Regions from separate parts of the Homo sapiens genome. Here region 1 is linked to region 2. A link is a loop called in an ENCODE intact Hi-C map of the cell type or tissue named here. Cell type or tissue: breast epithelium. All regions are shown on one strand. Links, peaks and the distances in the headings refer to the core of each region. The heading gives the core; the rest is flanking DNA. Region 1 has its middle 9.2 kb from the start of ULBP1. Region 2 has its middle 21 kb from the start of RAET1L.

Region 1 (5,373 bases), core at 105-5,104, 50 kb after region 2:
AAAAGTCAGGAGAATAGTACCTTTAAGACTGGAATTGACTAATGAAAATATACATTACCAGGGAAACCTCCTGGGATGCCTCGACATTTACTTGTGATGTGAGCGTTTTCCTGCCTAGAAACAGCAAAACTGACTGTTTAGCTCTAACGGGCAGGTCCCATGTGACATAGCAACAACAGAGCAAGAAAACCAGGAAAATTTTTTGCTCAATGATTTTTTTCATTATTTTAAAGCTATTGAAACATAGTAAGCATAGTTATTTGTAAATCCCTGCCTGATAACTCTGATATTTTTTATTTTATTTTATTTTATTTTTTGAGACAGAGTCTCACTCGCTGGCCAGGGCTGAAGTGTAGTGGCATGATCTCGGCTCACTGCAACCTCCACTTCCTGGGTTCAATTGATTCTTGTGCCTCAGCCTCCTGAGTAGCTGGGACTATAGGCATGCACTACCATACTGAGCTAATTTTCGTATTTTTAGTAGAGAAGGGGATTCACCAGGTTGGTCAGGATGGTCTCGACCTCCCGACCTCAGGTGATCCACCCACCTTGGCCTCCCAAAGTGCTGGGATTACAGGGGTGAGCTGCCGCGCCCGGCAAGATCATTCTAAAATCTAAAGCTGCAAAGTCTAACCCAGCAGTTACTAGCTACATGAGGCTATTAAGAGCTTGCAATACAACTAGTTTAAATTGAGAAGTACTGTCAGTATATGGTGCACACCAAATTCCAAAGGTTTAGTATGAAAATGTCAAATGTCTCATTATTCATTTTTCCATTGATGACACGTTGAAATAATAATTTTGGTTAAAAAAAATTTAGTTAAAACATATTGAGTTAAAAATGTTGTAAAAATATATTTCACCTGTTTCTTTTTATTTTTTCAATGTGTTCACTAGAATATTTAAAATTCCCTGTGTGGCTCACACTTGTGGCTTGCATTATATTTCTATCAGAGGACTGATCTAGAGGTTCCATGTATTTTCTGTCTCTGTTGCACATTTCAGCTGGTTCCTGTTATTGCTACCTTATCTCCCCATGTGGTTGGTTATCTTTGTCTATGTTCTGAATACAGTGTTTTAAAAATTGCTCTTGACAGAATATAAAGTGTAGGATGGGCTGGGCATAGTGGCAACCAGGGCGAGCCATTCTGCCATGCTTGGGAATTGTGCTACTCAGGAAACTTTTCTCATCACCACCCCAATCCTGTCCCAGATGGGAGGAGCAGTGAGTGCTGTGCCTAGGCTCCCTGTCTTCCCAGTGCTCCCAGCATCACACCAGCTCCTCCCCAGTTGCTGTGGGGTCCCGACTCTCCATGTTCACCATGCTCCCAAAATTGGCTCCCCATCTTCACTGCCCACCAAGCATCGTCCCTGCTCCTCCAGGGTCACTGCCTGACCAGGTGGGGGTTGGGTGAAGAGGCAGAAATCAAGACAAGACACCTGGTCCAGTTTGACTTCAGGTTCTTCACTGAAACGTGACTGCATTCCACATCCTGTTCCTCTGGCAACCTCAGCTGGGACCATGTGTAAGGCAGTGTAGAATCTTGGCGGGTGATGACCAATATCTGCCACCATGGCTTTTCAGCTATATTGATTTTTCCTAAAACGGACAAACAGACTGGCAATAAGTTATGGAAATACTGTTTTCCTTACTAACAGTAGAGATGTGTACATGTATCAGTGCTGGTCTTTAAAACAAATATAAGCCCATAGGCACTCTGCTGAACGCAGATCCTATCTCAAAATAACACACTTTCAAGATCTTCCAATACCTGCACATACAGATTCTTTTCCTTTTTATCTCTGCACATTACATAGAATGACTGCATCACAACAAATGTTACCAGTGTCTGTGTCTGAAGATCCAGACGGTCTCCAGTCAGTTACTTTTAGAAAAACTAAATGCTGCAGAAACTGTGCTTGCATGAATCTCAACTTAATTGTGTAGAATAGATTTCCAGACACAGAATTGTTGTGCAAATTAATGCACCTTTAAAGCGTCTCATGTCACGGATGGCAATGCTGGCGACACTCTTGTCTGTGATTGTGATGACCCAGCTTGGGCAGAGGATGGTGAAACATCCACTATAGCGGGAGGGGAAACTGAAGGACAGGGAGACAGGTTTCATCAAGAGCAAAAAATATCCAAGTCTGAATGAAGAATATCTATACATATGCGTTTGAAATGGCATAAAGACTCCCTGGAAAGATTCAAAGAATCCAATCATGTCTCATTCCGGGCTGTGGCCAATGAGAGTGGACGAAGGCAGGGGCGGGGGAGCCTTTCGCACATGACTTTTCATGGTTTCGATCCTGAAACACGTGAAAATATGTAGGTGAAGAAGTAAGAAAGAGTGGGGCCGGAGCCCCAGGGAGGGTCACCGGATGGGCTCGCCTGATCTGTTGTGGGCCCCGAGGGTCCTGGGACGCGGAACCCAAGCAGGGGCGCGCGGGGCTGCCTCAGTGACGAGGCACTGGTTCTAGATATTTACCAAACGGTGTTGACACACCGGGGATGTTATAGGCGATTGCTGATTTCAACCACAGATGACTTTGGGGGAAAGTTCGCTCCTGGGGGTTTCAGTTTCGACCCCTCCGCGTCCATTCTGGCTTCTGCGGGCTCCGCCAGGGCGTCCGCTTCGCCCGAGCTCCGGACCCAGGTCCTGCCCTGTGGAGACCCCGGAGTGGGTGCGCCGCTGCCGGCCGATACCCCCGGGCCTCCGGGTCCACAGCGTCCGGGAAAAAACGGCCTTTCGAAGACCTGGGATGACTCGCTGGTCGCGGCAAGGGACCCTTGGTTCCCGTGTCAGAAGGATCAAGGAAATGCGGGGCCTGTTGGGGTGAGGAGCACGAGGTCCCTCCTCCATCCTCGCGGGGACTTTGTCACCGGCTCAGTGTGTAGACCTCACCGTCCCACTCGAATCTGTGGGGCTCCGACAGTGTGGGCCCCGCGAGGACCCCCATCCTCCTTGCCCTGGGGCCGCTACAGGAGGGCGCCGGGACGCACTAGGTCCTGAGTGTCCAGGGTCCGGCAGGGGCGTCAGGTTGTCGCCTCCTGGATCCCGCCGCTCGCGGTCCAGGGCTCCTGGTTTCTACGCTGGGCTGGGGACCCGGAGCATGCATGTCGTGGGGCGGAGAAAACCTTGGGATGGTTGGAAATGAAGGACGGGAGGGAGAACCAGAGAAAGGGAGAGGAAGGAAGCAGGGAGGGCCAGAGAACAAAGAGAAACCTCCGCCAGGAAAATGGGAAGAGGATGACACAGGCACAGCCCTACACTCCACCAACTCTCAGTCTCCTGCTCTCTGCCTTGTAAGGAACGCAGGCCCCACCCCCTCCAGCCTCACAGTGTTTGGGGTCACCCATTCCAGCGGGGTGAGGCGTCCCCTTGTGGGTGCTGTTGGCATTTCCCTGAGGTCTGTGGACACTGAGCACCTTTTCCTGGGCTCACTGCCATTTGCATTCTTCTTCCGATGCCAGTGGGCAACCGGTGGTCCCCAAACTCTGATGAGACCTCGACCCCAGCCGGTGTCGGGCTCTTGACACCGCCTGGGGAAATGAATTCTAGGACCAGTAGGAAAATAGAGAAAAGACGGAGATTTTTTTGTAAAAGGGAAAGTACACACTCGTGTAAAGGGAATGCAGGGGAACTCAAGAGAGAGGCAGGTGCAAGGGGGTTTGGGGCTGCCACCTTTCCTGGTTTCTTCAACCAAGGGATGGAATATTCATGAAAATTCCTGGAAGAAGGACAGGGATTCTCAGAACTCTGGTGCCTCGAATTTTTACACCAAATATGGGCATTCTCAGAACTGCTAGGGAGCTGGCTGGTATGTGTTTATTATGTTTATCAGCATGTAATGAGGTCCCAGGTGAAACCTAGGTCAAATCCAGGGCCATGTTGGATCCACTCATTCTTAGTCACCTTGGTCCACATGCTGTTTCTCAGCAACTTACCAGCCCAGAGCTGCTGCAGATATTTCAACAGATTCCTTTTGCTAGTCACCTGAAACTGCTGCCTAAAATTTCCTATTCTTTTGAGACCACCGTGTAGTATACCTGTCTCACTTTGGAGAAATGTCTATTCAAATTCCTTGCATATATTTAAATTGGGTTACTTCATTTTATAATATTGAGTTGCAAGAGTTCTTTTATGTTCAGAATAACAGTCCCTTACCAGATACATGATTTTCAATTATTTTCTCTCATTCTGCAAGTTTTCTTTTTACCTTCTAAATGGAGTCCTTTTTGAAGCACAAAAGTTTTACATTTGCATAAAATGAAATCAAACTACCTTTTATTTTGCCATTTTTGCTACTGGCCTACAGTAGTTAAGCATTTGCCAAATCCAGGGTCACAAAAATTTACTGCTCTATTTTCTTCTGAGACAATCATAGTTTCATGTCTTAGCTGGACATCTGCCATTCATCTAGAGCTAGTTTTTGTGTGTGCTGTAAGGAAGGGGCCCATCTCATTCTTCTGCATGTGGCATCCAGTTGTCCCAGCACCATTCACTGTAGTGTAGGATGCACCTGCCCAACCTTCTGTCCCTCCTCCTGCACTTGGGGTCAGAAGTGCGTCCTGCTGAACGGTTCTCCCAGGGTTTCCACCAATGAAATCCCCTCATGTGAATCCCATGTAGGCATCTACTTCTCAGAGGACCTGGACTAAGGAGTGGGTTTACCAGAGGAAATCATATTTCATGAGATGGAACATTCTGGGAATACTGGCACTCAGCATACCCCTTTCTACATCAAAAGAAGGACATTGCATGATATGGTCATTTGGGTCCCACAAGTCTGTCAACTTAGCTTATTTGTGTTTAATTTGTTTTGTTATTTCTTCTTCTGTTGTTGTTTTGTTGTTGTTTTCTTTGAGACAGGCTCTCACTCTGCCATCCAGTCTGGAGTGCCGTGGCACCATCTCAACTCCCTGCAACCTCAAACTCTCAGGCTCAAGTCATCCTCCCACCTTAGCCTCCTGAGGGGCTGGGACTACAGTCACATGCTACTACACCTGGTTAATTTTTAAAGTTTTCTGTAGAGACAGGGTCTCACCATGTTGCCACGGCTGATCTCCAACTCCTAGCTTCAAGCTATCCTCCAGCATTGGCCTCCCAAGGTTCTGAGATCACAGGCATGAGCCACCACTACTGGCCCAAAAAGTTATGGCATTTTAGTTTTACTTTTCACATGGTTGTATGACATTATGTAGATTTTTAAAATTCTGTATAAGTAATTTGGGCAATGCTATATAATAAAATGTTTTCTTTAGCCACAGCTTCCTGAAAATAGGAGGGGCATTAAAATGCGCATTTGTCAAATCTTGAAGAAGTTTCAAATCTTTAGGGTGATTCTGACCTCTCATCTTGGTTGACA
Region 2 (5,373 bases), core at 165-5,164:
ACACTTGGACACAGGAAGGGGAACATCACACACCAGGGCCTGTTGCGGGGTAGGGGGAGGGGGAAGGGATAGCATTAGGAGATATACCTAATGTAAATGACCAGTTAATGGGTGCAGCACACCAACATGGCACATGTATACATATGTAATAAACCTGCATGTTGTGCACATGTACCCTAGAACTTAAAGTATAATTAAAAAAAAAAAACTAAAACACGAAAAATGGGCAAAAAAATTTTACCAACCTCAATGCTGCCACCTTCAGGCCCCTGGAGGTTACATCCTCCGCTCCAGCTCCCCTCTGCACCTGTGCTATTCCTCCCAGCCCCACTCACTCCCACAACTGTCTCATTCATTCACTGGTTCACTCAGCCTCCAACCACACTTACATCATGTCAGGCTCACCAGGTGATGGAGAAAAAAATCATCCTCTGTGGGTCTGAAAAACATGCCTGAGTCCTGATTGCGGGTCTCGCTTTCATTTCCACCCCCTCACAGCACACTCAGGGCCATGAAGAGGCCGCGGCCTGGGTTCAGAGCTCCAGCTCTCCTCAGGGTGGGCCTGGCAGTTGCTGACTTCAGGGAGGGCGGCAGGGCTCACAACTGAAATAGGAGACCTGCCCTGGGTCCTTAGCATGTGCAAGGACAGGGTTCCTTGTAGAATCTGCTCATTTCATCTGTGTTCATAGCATTTGTCATTTTCCACATGCGGACATCCATGCCCAGAAAGCTGAAGAACCTTGCACAGGAATATTCAGCTGCAATATCAGCTGACTTCCATGTCTGAATGCATGATCTCTAAATCACAGCCATTACAGTCACTTTTGGGCCACTTCTATGCCCATCCTGGGCTGGCCTGAGTGTGGTGGCCAAATGCCGGCAGCAGGGGTGAGGCAGGAGGGCCCAGGTGTGCACAGAGGCCCCTTCTCCTCTCACCTGGCTATCCTGCTGGAGGCTCTCCTGCTGGCCTCCTTCTGCCTTCCTCCTGTTCCCCCAGTCACTGGCCCAGGTCACCCAGCCTCACGAGTGGTGCTGCCAGGGTCTTCCCAGTGGCCTACTTCCAGGACTAACCCGGGTTCCTTGTCCCCAGCCCTATGCATGGGAGGCTCTTCTCACAACACAGATCCCCAGACCCACCAAGCTATGCCCCTCCGAAGTCTGAGAACTGCTCACCCCCGTGTGTCTGTTGGCCTGCAGACCGCTCTCCATGTGGCCCTTCCTGGACAGTGGCTTTAGTGCATCAGGCGAGAACCTTCTAGGCTCCTGTGTCCCTGCTCAGTCACAGAGGTGGCTGCCCTCCCATGACCCTGTCCTGAAGCAGAGACAGGCCCTGGGCTTGGTCCAGGCCTCCTCCTCTTTCCCACAGCCTCAGGACCCTAGGGATTGCTGGTCACCAGGTGAAGTTCTCCCCACATGAAGACTCATTCAATGGAGAACGGGCTGAGTGGCCGGGGGTAGAGTGGGCTCAGCTCTGCCCACTCCTCACCCCAGGCTAAGCCCTCCCTTGCCACCAGAGGCCACTGGGCTCCCCACCTCCCTCTGGCTTCTGTCCATAGATCTAGATGGTTCCATGGTGACTCAGAGGAGGACGCACTCGAGTGTCCCCTTTGAGGATGGTTACAGGGACCATCCAGGGACTGAGCCGAGGTGCGGATACAGCCATGGATTTGGGTGTGGTTGGACATAGATGGGAGTGCAGCAAAGTGAGCCCCACCCATGCGTAGACCCCTACTATCGGGTTCTGCTCTCCATGGAAACACAATTGATCACATGATGGTTGATCACAGTAGGCCTCTAGGGCTTTCTTTTCTTTTTTTTCCAAAAGTCATAAAGGGATATAGAATATACTCAAAGACCTCCTCATGCTTTTAGTGGAGAGGCAAAGAAGGTCCGCTTTGGACTGGGGAGGCGGCTGCGCGCTGGACAGAGAGGGTCGGGGACTCCGCGACGCAGGCGGAGGGAGGGGGTGTGTCGCTGGCGCAGGCGGTGACGGGGTCACCGCCGCCACTGTATATTCCTGTTAAGTTTCTTCACCTTCCTGTGCATCAGTGTTTACATTGGGGTAATGATAAATGCTGTGTTGAAAAATTAAACGAGGCAGTCATGGAAGGCACCGTGTCCTGCCCCGCGCGGAGCCCGGTGACGCCGCCACCAAGCCGCGGGGCCGAGGTGGAGGGGGAGGGTTCGCCCGCCGGGGCCGCTGTCACGTGACGAGCCCCGGAGCAGGGCGGGGTGGAGCATGCCCAAACAAGGCAGCCGTCGGATCACGCCCCTTGGATCCCAGCCTGCGGCGGGGCGGAACGGGGCTGGACGGGGCGGAGCGGTCCAATTCACTAGCCTGAATGTGAGGCACCAGGCGATTCCTCCGCCCATATCCGCCTCGACCCCGACTCCCGTCCCCTGTGCCCCAGGTCCCCAATGGCAGCGGCCGCTTGCCCCGCGTTTCTTCTGTGCTTCCCGCTTCTGCTACTGCTGTCCGGCTGGTCCGGGTCAGGGCGGGCCGGTGAGTTCGGGGATGGAGCCTAATCGGGGGCTGGAGCCTAATCGGGGGCTGGGGCCAAACTTGGCGGGCTGTGGACTGCAGCGTGTTTCAGAGGAAGGAAAGCTTCTAGAAGGACCGGCGCGATCTCCCCGAGCATCGGCCCCCCCGCCCCCGGAGTTCCCCGCTGCGGCTCCTTTACGCTGGGTCCGCTTCCTGCGGCTGCAGCTTGCACTGCAGACCAGGAGGGTTTTTAAAGAGCGCGGAAAAGGCACCACAGGAGGGTGGAGGGGCCAACGGGCTGCAGAGGGCAGGGTGGAGCGGGGATCCCTGATGCAGCTCCGCAGCCCTACTCGCCCTCGGGAAGAAGAAACCAGAGCCCCCGAAACCCTAGCTGGGGTCAGGACAGGGGTGAAGCGGGGTTCCACAGGGATGCGATCACAAACTCCCCCACCAACCACAGAAATGCTCTGCTCTCACCCGCTCTCCACCCTCCAGCACCTGTAGGGCTCCGCCCTGGAACTTCCCCTGCAATTTGCTGCAGACACTCACCTGCACCCAGGGGCTCACCAGACACTTCCCACCATTCACCACTTCCTCACCATTCACTTCTGCTACTCAGGTCTCATTCTTTCACTCCCCATCTCAGCCCAGCCCTGTCACCCCACAGGCCTCCCTCACCTCCCCATCCATGAAGGGGCCCTTAGCACCTCCCCACACCAACTAGCACCTTGTCCCCTTTTGCCTGAGGGCACACCCCAGCAAACACACCCCAGGCTTTCTACAGAACTTAATGCAGGGGGGACGGGAAATCCCATTTCCCTCAGGATGACCCTGGGAGCGCCCGTGAGTAGAGGTGCCCACTTCTGCCCTTGGGTCCCAGACCCGCCTGTTCTTCCTACTGGGGAGCCAGGGTCATATAGAATAGTCACTACGCAGACAGGAGTCAGCAAACCCTTTCTAGAAAGAAAAGGCTGAAGTCACTTTGGTCCTTGCTGGCCGTGAGTTCTCTGTCTGTGTGTCAAGTCCTGTCCCTTTGTAGAGCAACAGCAGGCAATGGTAACCTGCAAGTAAAAGGGAGAGCAGATGTGGACCCTGTCCTAGGTTGCTGACCCCAGATGAGGGCACATGCTGTGTCCTGGCAATTGCTGCCCCATCCCCTAGGGTGTCATCTCCAAGTTGTGTAAGTTGAAGAGTCACAAGTGTGTCCTACCCTGCCTGTGGCTTCTGGGTGGTGTGGATGTGATGGATGTGAATGGAGGTTCCATGGGTCCAGGCCTACTGCCCCCATCCTTTGCTGCTGGGTGGCATCATCGGTACCTCAAGGCAATCAGGGACCCTCCCTGAAGCCTCAGGTGTGAGCTGAGGGTGAGGCGGTACAGCCACATGGTGTCCTGGGGATCGGGGCCAACTGCCTGTGCAGCTTCTTGGTTCCCTGTGGCCCTGCTCCTGCCCATCCCAGGAGACCCACCTGTGTCTTCTCACTGTGGGGCCTATCTTCCTAATGACCTAAAGGGTGAGGAGCCCACCCTGTGATGGGCAGCTCTGAGGCTGTGTGGTCACTGCCCTCCCATAGCTGGAGGCCCATCTCCACAGGGGCCCAGGACCACAGCAGGAGCCACTTTTAAATGAGGGGATTTCACTGCTGTGAGTGGCACAGCCTTGCTTCTGAGCACTAGGGGATCCTGTTGTGATTCTGCGGTTGGCAATTGCCATGAAATCCACATAGCACCTTTTCCAACCACACATGCCTCTGGGATCTTAGGGAGTCCAGGGTCAAATAGCCATATTGGTAGGTCCAGCGTCACGCCTCATCACAGAGTGTGTATGGCTGCATCCCAGCTACAAGAGCAGAGTTGAGTAGTGACAGGGGAGGTCATATGACCAGCACAACCTATAATAGATACTACATTAACTACAAACACTATCCATTCCCGGTAGAAATCCAGGAAATGTGAAATTACCATCGAATGGGTCTATGAACCCAGCACATCCCCCTAAGCTGGACCTGACACAGGTGTCCATCCGTTACTTTGCCCCAAATGCACCTCATGAGTAACAGGAAGTTAATGCTTCAGATCTCTGAAAGGAGGTTGGATCACACACTGTGTCCACCAGAAGTGTCTGGGTATTTGCTGTTTCATGGTGTACAGTTACCAGAGTGAATGCCCATCTGGCTCTCTGGGGGAGGCTGAAGGAGTCATTGCAGTTGCTGTGGTGTTGAAGGGGCCCACCAGGGCCTCTGGGCTCTCCTTCTAGTAATGGACTCTGGGTCTGAGATGTGACTCAGTTCTCAAAGCTGGGCAAAGGAGCTCGGTTATTTCCTGGGGTGACTCCTTTCAGCCTCCAGGTCATCCATCCTTGTGTTTTGTCTTTGTTTGTTGTAGTTATTTAAATCTAGCAGCATCCGGGTTGAGTTTCCATCTCTTTTGGATTCTTGACCCCTTTGTTCTATGAGCCATGGGCACACCTTTGTATGACTGAGGTCCCCACCTGGCATTGTGACTTCTCTAATTATTTCCATCTTTGCCCCCTCCTTCCTCCTGACAGTTGACGGCCTCCACTTGAGATCTCTTATTTCAGGATTTTCCATCCCCATTACTACTGGGAGCCCGTTTCAGGAACAGCATTTCCTACCCTCAACCCCAGCCTTCAGCAACAGGCATCCCTGGGCTTCCTGATAGACTGCTGCCTTCTCCTGGGGCCTTCTTTGTATGCTGGGTAATCAGGAGTCCTCCAGGCTTCCCATGAGCACAGAGGATGGACATTGTTCTGGATTTTCGTACTGCAGCCACTCTGGCATGGGTGCTTCTCTGAGCCTTTTGGCTCTTTCCTCTACACCCTGACTTAGAAGTTCTGGATTTTCCACTTCTTGCCCTGTGAACCATCCCTTT

Evidence for each region. Hi-C counts contacts between places; a loop is a spot of excess contacts. Peaks named below come from ENCODE experiments on the same cell type or tissue, not always from the same donor. Only the 100,000 strongest peaks of a DNase experiment are listed, where the experiment ranks them.
Region 1: it touches region 2 in a loop (3-fold over the local background); 20 of 110 quality-filtered maps call a loop at or near these places.

The regions. Positions count from the first base shown.
Region 1 is chr6:149,952,077-149,957,449 of GRCh38, reverse strand. No RefSeq gene overlaps it. Among named protein-coding and RNA genes, the nearest start is that of ULBP1, 9.2 kb to the left of the region's middle. RefSeq lists enhancers at 1,961-2,932, 2,933-3,905. In breast epithelium, for the core only: no CTCF peak of the experiment used is centred there; no DNase peak of the experiment used is centred there; H3K4me3 peaks cover 439 bases; H3K27me3 peaks cover 3,663 bases.
Region 2 is chr6:150,002,203-150,007,575 of GRCh38, reverse strand. It overlaps the pseudogene RAET1K. Among named protein-coding and RNA genes, the nearest start is that of RAET1L, 21 kb to the left of the region's middle. RefSeq lists an enhancer at 525-1,240 and silencers at 2,061-2,320, 2,911-3,000. In breast epithelium, for the core only: no CTCF peak of the experiment used is centred there; a DNase peak (open chromatin) is centred at 2,275; H3K4me3 peaks cover 1,375 bases; H3K27me3 peaks cover 708 bases.